2 separate regions of the Homo sapiens genome follow, and region 1 is linked to region 2. A link is a contact called in ENCODE Hi-C or POLR2A ChIA-PET data. All regions are on one chromosome and are shown on one strand. Each heading gives the region's core, a stretch centred on a gene start or an enhancer-like site at or near the end of the contact. The rest is flanking DNA. Distances are from core to core; before and after follow the strand shown. Region 1 has its middle 5.6 kb from the start of CAST. Region 2 has its middle 20 kb from the start of RHOBTB3.

What was found. A loop is a pair of places that touch in the nucleus more often than their neighbours do. ChIA-PET counts read pairs that join two places held with the same protein, here RNA polymerase II (POLR2A). Pooled maps may share reads with other maps.
Region 1: a pooled map shows a loop between it and region 2 (2.0-fold over the local background). The contact joins two enhancer-like sites. A Hi-C loop is called at or near these places in 5 of 50 pooled maps. POLR2A ChIA-PET finds 5 or more read pairs at or near these places in 2 of 52 experiments (A549 and B cell).

The regions. Positions count from the first base shown.
Region 1 is chr5:96,653,982-96,659,514 of GRCh38, reverse strand. It overlaps a transcript of CAST not described here. Among named protein-coding and RNA genes, the nearest start is that of CAST, 5.6 kb to the left of the region's middle. RefSeq lists an enhancer at 1,572-2,771. Within about 2 kb of position 2,259, at least 5 of the 41 ENCODE cell types and tissues checked have a DNase peak (open chromatin) inside an H3K27ac peak, as active enhancers do.
Region 2 is chr5:95,709,038-95,714,169 of GRCh38, reverse strand. It overlaps a transcript of SPATA9 not described here. Among named protein-coding and RNA genes, the nearest start is that of RHOBTB3, 20 kb to the left of the region's middle. Within about 2 kb of position 3,634, at least 10 of the 41 ENCODE cell types and tissues checked have a DNase peak (open chromatin) inside an H3K27ac peak, as active enhancers do.

The DNA.
Region 1 (5,533 bases), core at 1,010-3,509, 950 kb before region 2:
ATGGCTTTTGCCACATTACTGTCTGCACATAGGTAATCATTTATTCCTTTATTTACTCAGTAACAGATGCCTGCTATGGGGAGGTACTGTAGACCTCTTACACTAAAGGACTTTACAATTAGAAGAGACAGACAAGTAAATACAGGCATACCTCATTTTATTGCTCTTTGCTTTATTGCATTTCACAGATACTGTGTTTTTTACAAAATGAAGGCTTGTGGCAACCGTGCCTCGAGCATGTCTGTCAGCACCATTTTTCCAACAGCATGTGTGTTCACCTCATGTCTACCCACATTTTGGTAATTCTTGCAACACCTCAACCTTTTTCATTATATCTGTTACGTGATATGTGATCAGAGATCTTTGATGTTGCTATTGTAATTATTTTGGGGCACCACATAGTGCACCCATAGAAGACAGAGAATTTAATTGATAAATGTTGTGTGTGTTTTGACTGCTCCACCAACTGGCTGTTCTACCTAGGAATCGATTTGCATATAAATATATACTTGAAAGAGAATCCTATAAAGAAATAAAAAACAGAGCCAAAGAAACATCCAGGTAGATACCACATCGCATTTGCTGGAGATTGCCATATTTTGGCAATACATCATAGTGGGTAAAGCATAAGAGTTTTAGATCCACACAACTATGTTTAAATCCCAGCTCTGCCACTTATGGACTGCATACCTCAAGCAAATTACTTAATCACTTTGAATATCAGTTCCCTAACCTGTTACCTGTGGATGATAAAGCTGAGTACCTACATCCTAGGGTTATTCTGATGATGGAATAAGGCAGTGTATTAAAGCATTTGGCACAGTGCCTCATGTATGATAATTGTGCAAATAAATGCTGGTTGCAATTATTAAATTGCATTTATTATTAATAGTTAAAAATTTCAAAACCCCTGAATGTTCTTTGGACAGGGGCAAAGCAGTTTTTGTTGGATCCCCAGTAAGAAGCAACCTCCTGTCCAATCAATGAATGTTATAGATCTGTTTCCATTCAACCAGCATTCCAGACATTCTGTAGACCATAAAATGAGCCACAGCTGAGCAGTACCCTAGGAAAGCTCTAATCCAGACCCACATACCTGAGCTGGCAGCCAGAATTCACGCTGATGTACTCATTCCCAATAATGGGTGCTTTTTCCATTTTTCCATTTCCTTTTTTTTTTCTTTTTGGTTTGCTTCTTTTGTGTATGTGCTGATAGAGTGGCTGGTTATTTGAAATAACTTTAACATTTGTTAGGCAACAAGAAACCAAATTTGGGATGATGTGTGCATGGTAATGAACTTACTAAACCCAAAGTACTCCCGTGTTCCTGTCCTGGGATAGGTGCAAGTTCGTCATGGCCCCTCAGATCTGGAGGCAACACAGAAAACTGAGTCACAAAATTACATTTTTTTTTTTCAGATGGACTCTCGCTCTGTTGTCCAGGCTGGAGTGCAGTGGCATGATCTCGGCTCACCGCAACCTCCACCTCCTGGGTTCAAGTGATTCTCCTGCCTCTCAGCCTCCTGAGTAGCTGGGATTACAGGTGCCCACCACCACGGTCATCTAATTTTTGTATTTTTAGTAGAGATGAGGTTTTGCCATGTTGGCCAGGCTGGTCTCGAACTCCTGACCTCATGTGATCCACTCGCCTCGGCCTCCCAAAGTGCTAGGATTACAGGTGTGAGCCACCGTGCCTGGCCTACAAAATTACATTTTCAGACTAGCAAGTGTATCTCTGGAAATCAAGTTATATTTTTGAAATCTTGCCACTTTCCACTAACTTTCATTTTTCTCCCACTCACAAACACCATCTTATGGAATTAATTTTCTATATAGAAATTTTTGCAGCCCAAATATCTGTACAGCCAACTGCTTGCTTCAAATATTTACCAAAGCTAGATTAATTTTTTAATGTGCTATTTCTGTCTGGAATATATCTAGACCAAGTCATTCATAGGAATCAATTTTTATTATAAGAATTATCATATTCTTGTCATATTGAAGATTTTGAATCAATTATCTTTTCCTTTCTATATATCCTAACCTACTCCCTCCCACTCAAAAAATTGTCATCTAAATTTTCCCAGGCCTAGACTTCATTTCCTCCCTCAGCCTGTCTTTTGTCCATTAATAGGTATTTCTTGTAGCCTATCCAGAAGGCATGTAGATTGGGACGATACACTGAGCAAACCACATTTCTTCACTATAGCAAAAAAGAAACCACAGTTGGTCATCATGGTGACTCACCCCAGGCTTCTACCGCCACACCCAAACCACACAATACTGCAAACTCTTTGGTTAGATTTAAGGCAGAAAATAAAGCCATCCTGCAAAGCAAGATTTTTATGTTCCAAGGTACGCCTAAGGTCACCTCTCTTTGGTGTTTGATTATAAAATAGTCTTGATCCTTCTTGTTGCAGATCACTTCACATTACATATTTATTGGTGTCAGGTTTGTTTTCATTTTTGTTTCTTTCCCTGCATTTGTTTCCAGCTCAGATTATTGTATAAAGAAATGTGCCATTTCTAAGAGGTTCTTCAATTGCCTGCAAGCCACAGTGTTTTTTTTTAATTAAGAAAAAGTGTCTCTTTGGATTTAATACTCAAAGTCATTTGGGGCACATGCAGAATCTTGATTCCTTTGAATCAATATATAAGAATTCACTAGTTTCTAGAAAGAAGAGTTAAGAGCATGCACCAGGGGCCATTTGGAATATCTGCCCGGCTCACCCCTGTTCCTCCTTTGGAGTAGAATTCCAGATCCCATCATGGCTCCCCATTGCTCTATCCCTCTTCTCCACAGCCCACAGTTGACTGGACCAATGGTAGACCTGACTTGAACTGACCCAAACGGGCAGGTTTTCTTTCCTCATTGGGAGGTGGGGACTGAGTAATGAAATTAAGATGAAGATAGAGGAAAAAACTTTCTGGGTGCTAAAAACCGTAACGTGAAGCATGTAGACCTGGGCTTCACTGTGGAAACTGAGGACCCGGAAAGTCAGCCCGCACAGGAAGAAAGAACAGGCCTGCCAGGGAAGCAGAGATAGGAGGAGACAGAAGAGGGCTGAGCTTCCTTACGACCTTCCACTTAATGAGCTGCACTCTCTAGTGAGGCCCAGTTGCACTCAAAAGGCTTTGGTTCTGGGACGTACGCTATAGCCTTCAAAATAATCTCCCCTCATTTTTGTTTTAACAGTACAAGTTGCTTTTTCTGTTATTTGTTAACCAAGAGTCTCAACCAATTCAGAAACTAAGCAGAATATGCATAGAGTATACAAATTGTTCTTAAGTAAAGTTCTCAGTAATTTTTCCAAACTTTTTTTCCCCGTGGTCCTCAGTAAGAAATACATTTTACATTGCAACTAGTACATATAAATGCACATGATTTGAACATGAAGTTTCATGGAACAATTCTTCATTATCTATGATCAGGTAAAAACAATGAATAATGTGAACTATGTTTTATTCATCTGTAAACACAAAGTGGAAACAAATCCAAAACAAACAATAAAAACTAAAAATTAGGAAATATTTTACTTAATGCTCCAGCTATCTTTGCCTGTTCATGTTTATTACAGTCTGAGACACATGAAGATAATGCTACCTGCATTTCTGGTGCACTGTTCAGCCAGATTTTTTTTGTTGTTTTAATTGGCTGAAGATTGAAAATCCCGATTTACACAAATAGGCTCTTGAGAATGTTAACAGTGGCAGCATATTCTGATATTCAACTTCTGTTCTACTTTATTCAAATTTCTTTTTTAAACTGTTGATGATGACTCACTAAATGTCATAACCAACTATTGTGCCCACAGTTTGAAAAACAGTAAGCCAGAATATATTGTTAAATTGCCTACTACTAAGATGAGCTAAGATAAGGCAAATGCATTGCAAGTATCTGCAGTAGATCCTTATTTGAGCTCAGACATCTGTCCTTTTTTAAAGCTCTCTAGAGGGGAATCCCAGTTTTTCATTCACTACTGCAGATCATTTGTAACAATTCTCTTTATGTGGAGAGCCATCTGCATTTGACTGCGGACTGCCATTCAAATCCATTTCTTCTTGTCCAGTTTTCAGAGAAGATAAAGAATAGGTACTCTAAAGCTTCTCTTTGCCTGGGTCTATCCTTCTCCCTGCCTTTTCCCTCTTATCCACAGAAAGCCAGCTTCCCAGCCACACTGGTCTCCCTACTGGACCATGCATGACCCGTGCATGCACTTTCCCTTTCCTGCATTTTTCCATGTTGCTGTTCTTCCGAGAGACATCTCCCATCTGGTTATCTAAATCCTGCACATTCTTCAAGTAGCAGGACATGTTTACCCACCATCAGGTCTTGCTCATCACTCTGCCCCACATCTTTTTTGTCCTTTTCTGATCACCTATAGGTCTTGAAAGGTTTCTATTCCATATTTATTGACACAGAAAAATATTCAGTATCCTCTTAGAAGGACAATGTATTTATAAAATAGCATGTACATTGTAGAGCTAAAGATAGAGCTATACATCAAGAAATTAACTAGATGTGAGCATTTGGGTAATTCTATTTTGGTTTTATTTTCCCAGTTTATGTTTTCTTAATGTTTCTTATATTTCTTAATGGTTCTTGCAATAAACACATAGTATACAATAAAAATAATAAAAGGAAAGTCTTAACTTTTGAGCTAGCTATGAAGGTCTTTTATCATGTGAGCCCTCCCCAAATTTAACACAAATATACATGGTCTTTATTTGTTCTCTTCTTGTGTGCTCAGCTTCCACTTCCAAATGTATTGCAATATTCTTGAAAATCCAGATGCCCCTTTTTTGTTTTTTCTTACTTTTCATTTTCCAATTTTGATATAACAGCAAGTTATTAATGAACTTACTCTTGATAACATCTGAGTGTAGTCAAGTAAAAGCTTATGCTGTGTATGTCTAGAAGATATTTGTGTTATATTTTACTTCCTTCAAACCACTGAAAACTCTGCAAATATTACTTCTCAGATTAAAATATAACATCGGAGAAAAAGAGAGTGCTTTGTTTTTGAAACTGGTAATATACAGTAGCTATGCACACTACACGTGAGGTTTTTTTGCTTTCATTATGTACTCCACAGTTTGGTTTTCTTAAGAAAAAGATATAGGAAGCATAAATGAGGAAAGTAGTGAAAGTGAAAGAAAGGTAAGAAAAAGAATTGAAAAAAGAAAATGGGCCGGGTGCGGTGGCTCACATCTGTAATCCCAGCACTTTGGGAGGCTGAGGCAGACAAATCAAAAGGTCAGGAGTTTGAGACCAGCTTGGCCAATATGGTGAAATCCTGTCTCTACTAAAAATACAAAAAAATTTAGCCAGGCATGGTGGTGCACACCTGTAATCCCAGCTACTTGGGAGGCTGAGGCAGGATAATTCCTTGAATCCGGGAGGCGCAGGTTGCAGTGAGCTGAGATCGCACCACTGCACTCCAGCTGGGCAACAGAGTGAGACTCCGTCTCAAAAAAAAAAAAAAAGAAAAGAAAAGAAAACGATAAGGAGAAAGGAGAGATACAAGGGAAG
Region 2 (5,132 bases), core at 2,385-4,884:
TAATAATAAAAATTAGCTAACTTTGTCTAAAAATAATATATTTATGCAAACTCAGCATGTATGGAATTTATATTACCCAAGGCAAATATAAAAGAAAAATAAAATAGAGATATAAAAAATTAGGGAAAAGGGATAAAATCATCATTTTCAGATGATATGATTGTATGCCTGGAAGTCCCAAGAGACTTTAAAGTCAAAATATTAAACAAATATTAATAAAGGTATACTTTGCATACAAAATTATATATATATATGCACATGTGTATTTGTGTGCATATAAAACAATAAATATTGTTGAAGGTTTGGATAATGTATTCAGAGTTTCTGTTTAGAAGATAAGATTGAGAAGAGGAGAAATTGTCCTCTTTTCTAGTTACTGAAGAAAAAAAAACATTGGAATTTAAGAATTTACTTAAATGATGAAAGGAATGAGAAGGGAGAGAAACAACTTAATTTACCTGTCTGATGTAAAGGAGATCTACCTTAGATTATCTACTGGTGTGTTAGTCTCTTCTCACACACTATAAAGACATACCTGCGACTAGGTAATTTATAAAGAAAAGAGATTTAATGGCTCACAATTCTGCAGGCTGTACAGGATTCTGCTTCTGGGGAGGCCTCAGGAAATTTCCAATCATGGCAGAAGGTGAAAAGGAAGGAGGCACGTCTCCACCCATTTGTGGCTGGAGCAGGAGGAAGGGAGGGAAGGGGGAGGTGCTACACACTTTTAACCAACCAGATCTCCTGAGAACTCACTCACTGTCACAAGATCAGCAAGGGGGAAATCCACCGCCATGATCCAATCACCTCCCACCGGGCCCCTCCTCCAACACTGGGAATTACAATTCGACATGAGATTTGGGTGGGGACACAAATCCAAACCATATCAACTGGGCAGTTCCTCTAGGAAGTAAGTGAATCCACTCCTTATTCAGGAAGACTTCATAGCTTGATGGACTCAAGTGGGCCATTAAAGGATCTGTTACAAACCAGTCTAAAAAAAGGTCTGGGACATGGGTTTTTGTTTTTGCTGGGAGTGGGAGAATCAACAGGAAAACCAACTAAAACAAATTGAAAAATTAAGTAAATTGTCTGGGAACAAATGTATGCATGCATAATCTATATATGTAAACAACACCCACTTGCAAACTTAATAGGAGAATATATTTCACTTACAGTAATAACAAAAAGGATAAAATCTCTTGGAATGCAGCTAACAGGAAATGCATGAGATCTATATGAAGAAAACTTTAAACATTGATAAAAAAAGCAATTAAAAAAACTGAACATGGAAAAGGCATTCCCTGTTTGTTCTAGTTACTATTAAGATAACAAATAAAATTATCCTAAAGTTTAGGGGCTTAAAACAGCCATTTCATTTTACTGACAAATTCTGTGGGTCAGAGGTTAGACAGAACACAATAGGAATGGCTTTTATCGGCTCCATGATGTCTGGGGCCTCAGGTGGGAAAACTCAAATGACTTGTGGTGATTCAACATCTTCAAGTGGCCCAGTGACTCAGGCTGGAATCATCCTGAGGCACCTTCACTTTCTTGTCTGACAGTTGATGCTTGCGGTTGGCTAGGACTTCAGCTGGGGCTGATAACCAGATGCCCTACACACACCCTGCCCTTGCATTCCTCACAGCATAGAGGCCTCAGGGTAGTTGGACATCTTACATGGTGGCTCAGGGGGTACAGAAGTGAGTGTGCCAGTGAACAAGGAGAAAGTTGCATCACTTTTTACAACCTAGTCTTAGAATTCACACAGTGTCACTTCAGCTGCATTCTACCAGTTACAACTCAGAGACAAGATGGCTCAGGTTAAAGGGGCGAGGACATAGACCCCATTTCTTAATGAGAGGAGTATCAAGGCCACATTGTGGGATAGGAAATATTGTTGCAGCATCTTTGGAAAACGTAATCTGACATGCATGTTCTTGGATGAAACAGCTTGCCATCATTTGAATCTCAATTTTTTATTAGTTAATATATAAATCTTATGTGAATGTCCCCACGCCCAACTTACATGTAATTGTTGTCCAGTACTTTAGCATTCTTTTTTTTAACTGTAAAACTTAGTCATTTATGGAGTCCCGGCCTTGCAAGGGTTGGAGCCCCCTCCAGTGCATGCTGAAAAATTTTTCTCTTGGTTTCTCAGAGGATTATGGAGTCCGCCTTAAGAAAGGCAAGCTCCGGACACTCTGTAAAGTAGAATGGCCCAAGTTTGGAGTTGGGTGGCCCTCTGAAGGGTCATTGAATCCTACAATTGTTCAAGCCGTGTGGCGGGTTGTTACCCAAGCTCCCGGCTATCCTAATCAGGTTCCCTGTAAAAATCAATGGTTAAGTTTGGTCAGGAATCCTCCTCCATGGCTCCGTTCATGCGCCATTCACAATTCCACCTCCAAAGTCCTCCTGAGCCAGGCCGCGTTTTCGCCTCAACCCTCTGCCGGTTCGGCTCCCCCTGTACTGCCTCCCTCTGAAGAAGAGGAGAGTCTCCCTCACCCAGTCCCACCGCCTTACAACCAACTTGCTCCCTTAGGGTCGTCCCATATCTCCTTGACGACGTCCCCTGTGGGCTCGCCACCCATTGCCTCTCGACTGCGGCCGCGGCGGGAGGAAGCAGCCCCTCTACTACCACTGAGAGAGGCACAAGTCCCTCCGGGTGATGAGCGCTCAGCCCCCTTCTTGGTTTATGTCCCTTTTTCTACTTCTGACTTGTATAATTGGAAAACCCAAAATCCTGCCTTCTCTGAAAAGCCCCAGGCTTTGACCTCACTGTTGGAGTCCATACTCCAGACCCATCGGCCCACCTGGGATGACTGCCAACCGCTCCTTTTAACTCTCTTTACCTCTGAGGAGAGGGAGCGTATCTGGAGAGAGGCCAGAAAGCACTTCCTTGCATCAGCCAATAGACCGGAGGAGGAAGCTAGAGACCTCCTTGAGAAGGTCTTTTCCTCTACCCGGCCTAACTGGGACCCAAATTCCTCAAGTGGAACGAGAACTTTGGACGATTTTCACTGGTATCTCCTCACGGGTATTAAGGGAGCCGCTCGGAAACCCATAAACTTGTCTAAGGCGACTGAAGTCATCCAGGGGCCCGATGAGTCACCAGGAGCGTTTTTAGAGCACCTCCGGGAGGCTTATCGGATTTACACCCCTTTTGACCCGGCGGCCCCCGAAAATAGCCGTGCTCTTAATTTGGCATTTGTGGCTCAGGCAGCCCCAGATATTAAAAGAAAACTCCAAAAACTGGAGGGATTTGCTGGAATGAATATCAGTCAGCTTTTAGAAATAGCCCAAAAGGTTTTTGACAACCAAGAGTTTGAAAAACAAAAACAAGCAACACAGGCAGCTGAAAAGGCTGCTGATAAAGCATTCAAAGGACAAACAAAAATCTTAGTGGCGGCTATCCAAGAGGTACAGAATGAAATGGCCCGTTAATTTGGACAGACACAGAAGAACAGGCTTTTCGAAACCTGAAAAAGGCATTAACTGAAGCCTCTGCTTTAGCCCTCCCTAATATCTCAAAGCCGTTTCACCTGTTTGTCCATGAAAGCCAGGGAGTTGCTAAAGGGGTGCTTACTCAGACTTTAGGACCCTGGAGACGCCCAGTGGCCTATTTATCTAAGAGACTGGATCCCGTGGCCTCTGGATGGCCAAGTTGCCTGCGAGCAGTAGCAGCTACAGCAAGCCTAGTCCAAGAGGCTGATAAGTTAACTCTGGGCCAAAATTTAACCCTTACAACTCCTCATGCCATAGAGACTTTACTTCAAAGTGCTTCTGGCAAATGGATGTCAAATGCTCGCATCCTGCAGTATCAGTTTACTGTTAGATCAGCCTCGTTTGACTTTCTCTCCCACATGGTGTTTGAATCCAGCTACTATCCATGACTGTCAGGAACTGTTAGAAACTACCGAAACTGGCCCACCCAATCTTCAAGATATGCCCCTAGAGAAGGTGGACGCCACTGTGTTCACAGACAGTAGCAGCTTTCTCGAGCAGGGAGTATGAAAGGCCGGTGCAGCTGTTACCATGGAGACAGATGTGCCGTGGGCTCAGGCTTTACAAGCAAACACCTCAGCGCAAAAAGCTGAATTGATGGCCCTCACTCAGGCTCTCCGATGGGGTAAGGATAAACGTATTAACGTTTACACTGACAGCAGGTACACCTTTGCTACTGTGCATGTACATGGAGCCATCTACCAGGAGCGCAGGCTACTCACCTCAGCAGGAAAGGCTATCAAAAACAAAGAAGAATCCCCCATCTTCAAAGCCTAACAGATCAAGCAGCTCTCCAGTGCACAACCTGCGCCCAGGTAAATGCCAAGCAAGGTCCTAAACCCAGCCCAGGCCACTGTCTCCGAAAAAACTTGCCAGAAGAAAAGTGTGAAATTGACTTTACAGAAGTAAAACCACACCGGGCTGGGTACAAATACCTTCTAGTACTAGTAGACACCTTCTCTGGATGGACTGAAGCATTTGCTACCAAAAACGAAACTGCCAATACGGTAGTTAAGTTCTTATTTAATGAAATCATCCCTTGATACGGGCTGCCTGCTGCCATAGGGTCTGATAATGGACCTGCCTTCACCTCGTCCATAGCTCGGTGGGTCAGTAAGACGTTAAACATTCAGTGGAAGTTCCATTGTGCCTATTGACCCCAGAGCTCTGGGCAGGTAGAATGCATGAACTGCACCCTAAAAAACACTTTTACAAAATTAATTTTAAAAACCGGTGAAAATTGGGTGAGTCTCCTTCCTTTAGCCCTACTTAAGAGTAAGGTGCACCCCTTATCAGGCTGGGTCATCGCCTTTTGAAATTATGTATGGGCAGGCGCCACCTATCTTGCCTAAGCTAAGAGATGCCCATTTGGCAGAAATATCACAAGCTAATTTATTGCAGTGCCTACAGTCTCTCCAAGAGGTACAAGATATTATTCTGCCACTTGTTCGAGGAGCCCATCCCAATCCAATTCCTGAACAGATGGGGCCCTGCCATTCATTCCAGCCAGGAGACCTAGTGTTTATTAAAAAGTTCCAGAGAGAAGGACTCACTCCTGCTTGGAAGGGACCTCACACCGTCATCCTCACGATGCCAACGGCTCTGAAGGCGGATTGAATTCCTGCTTG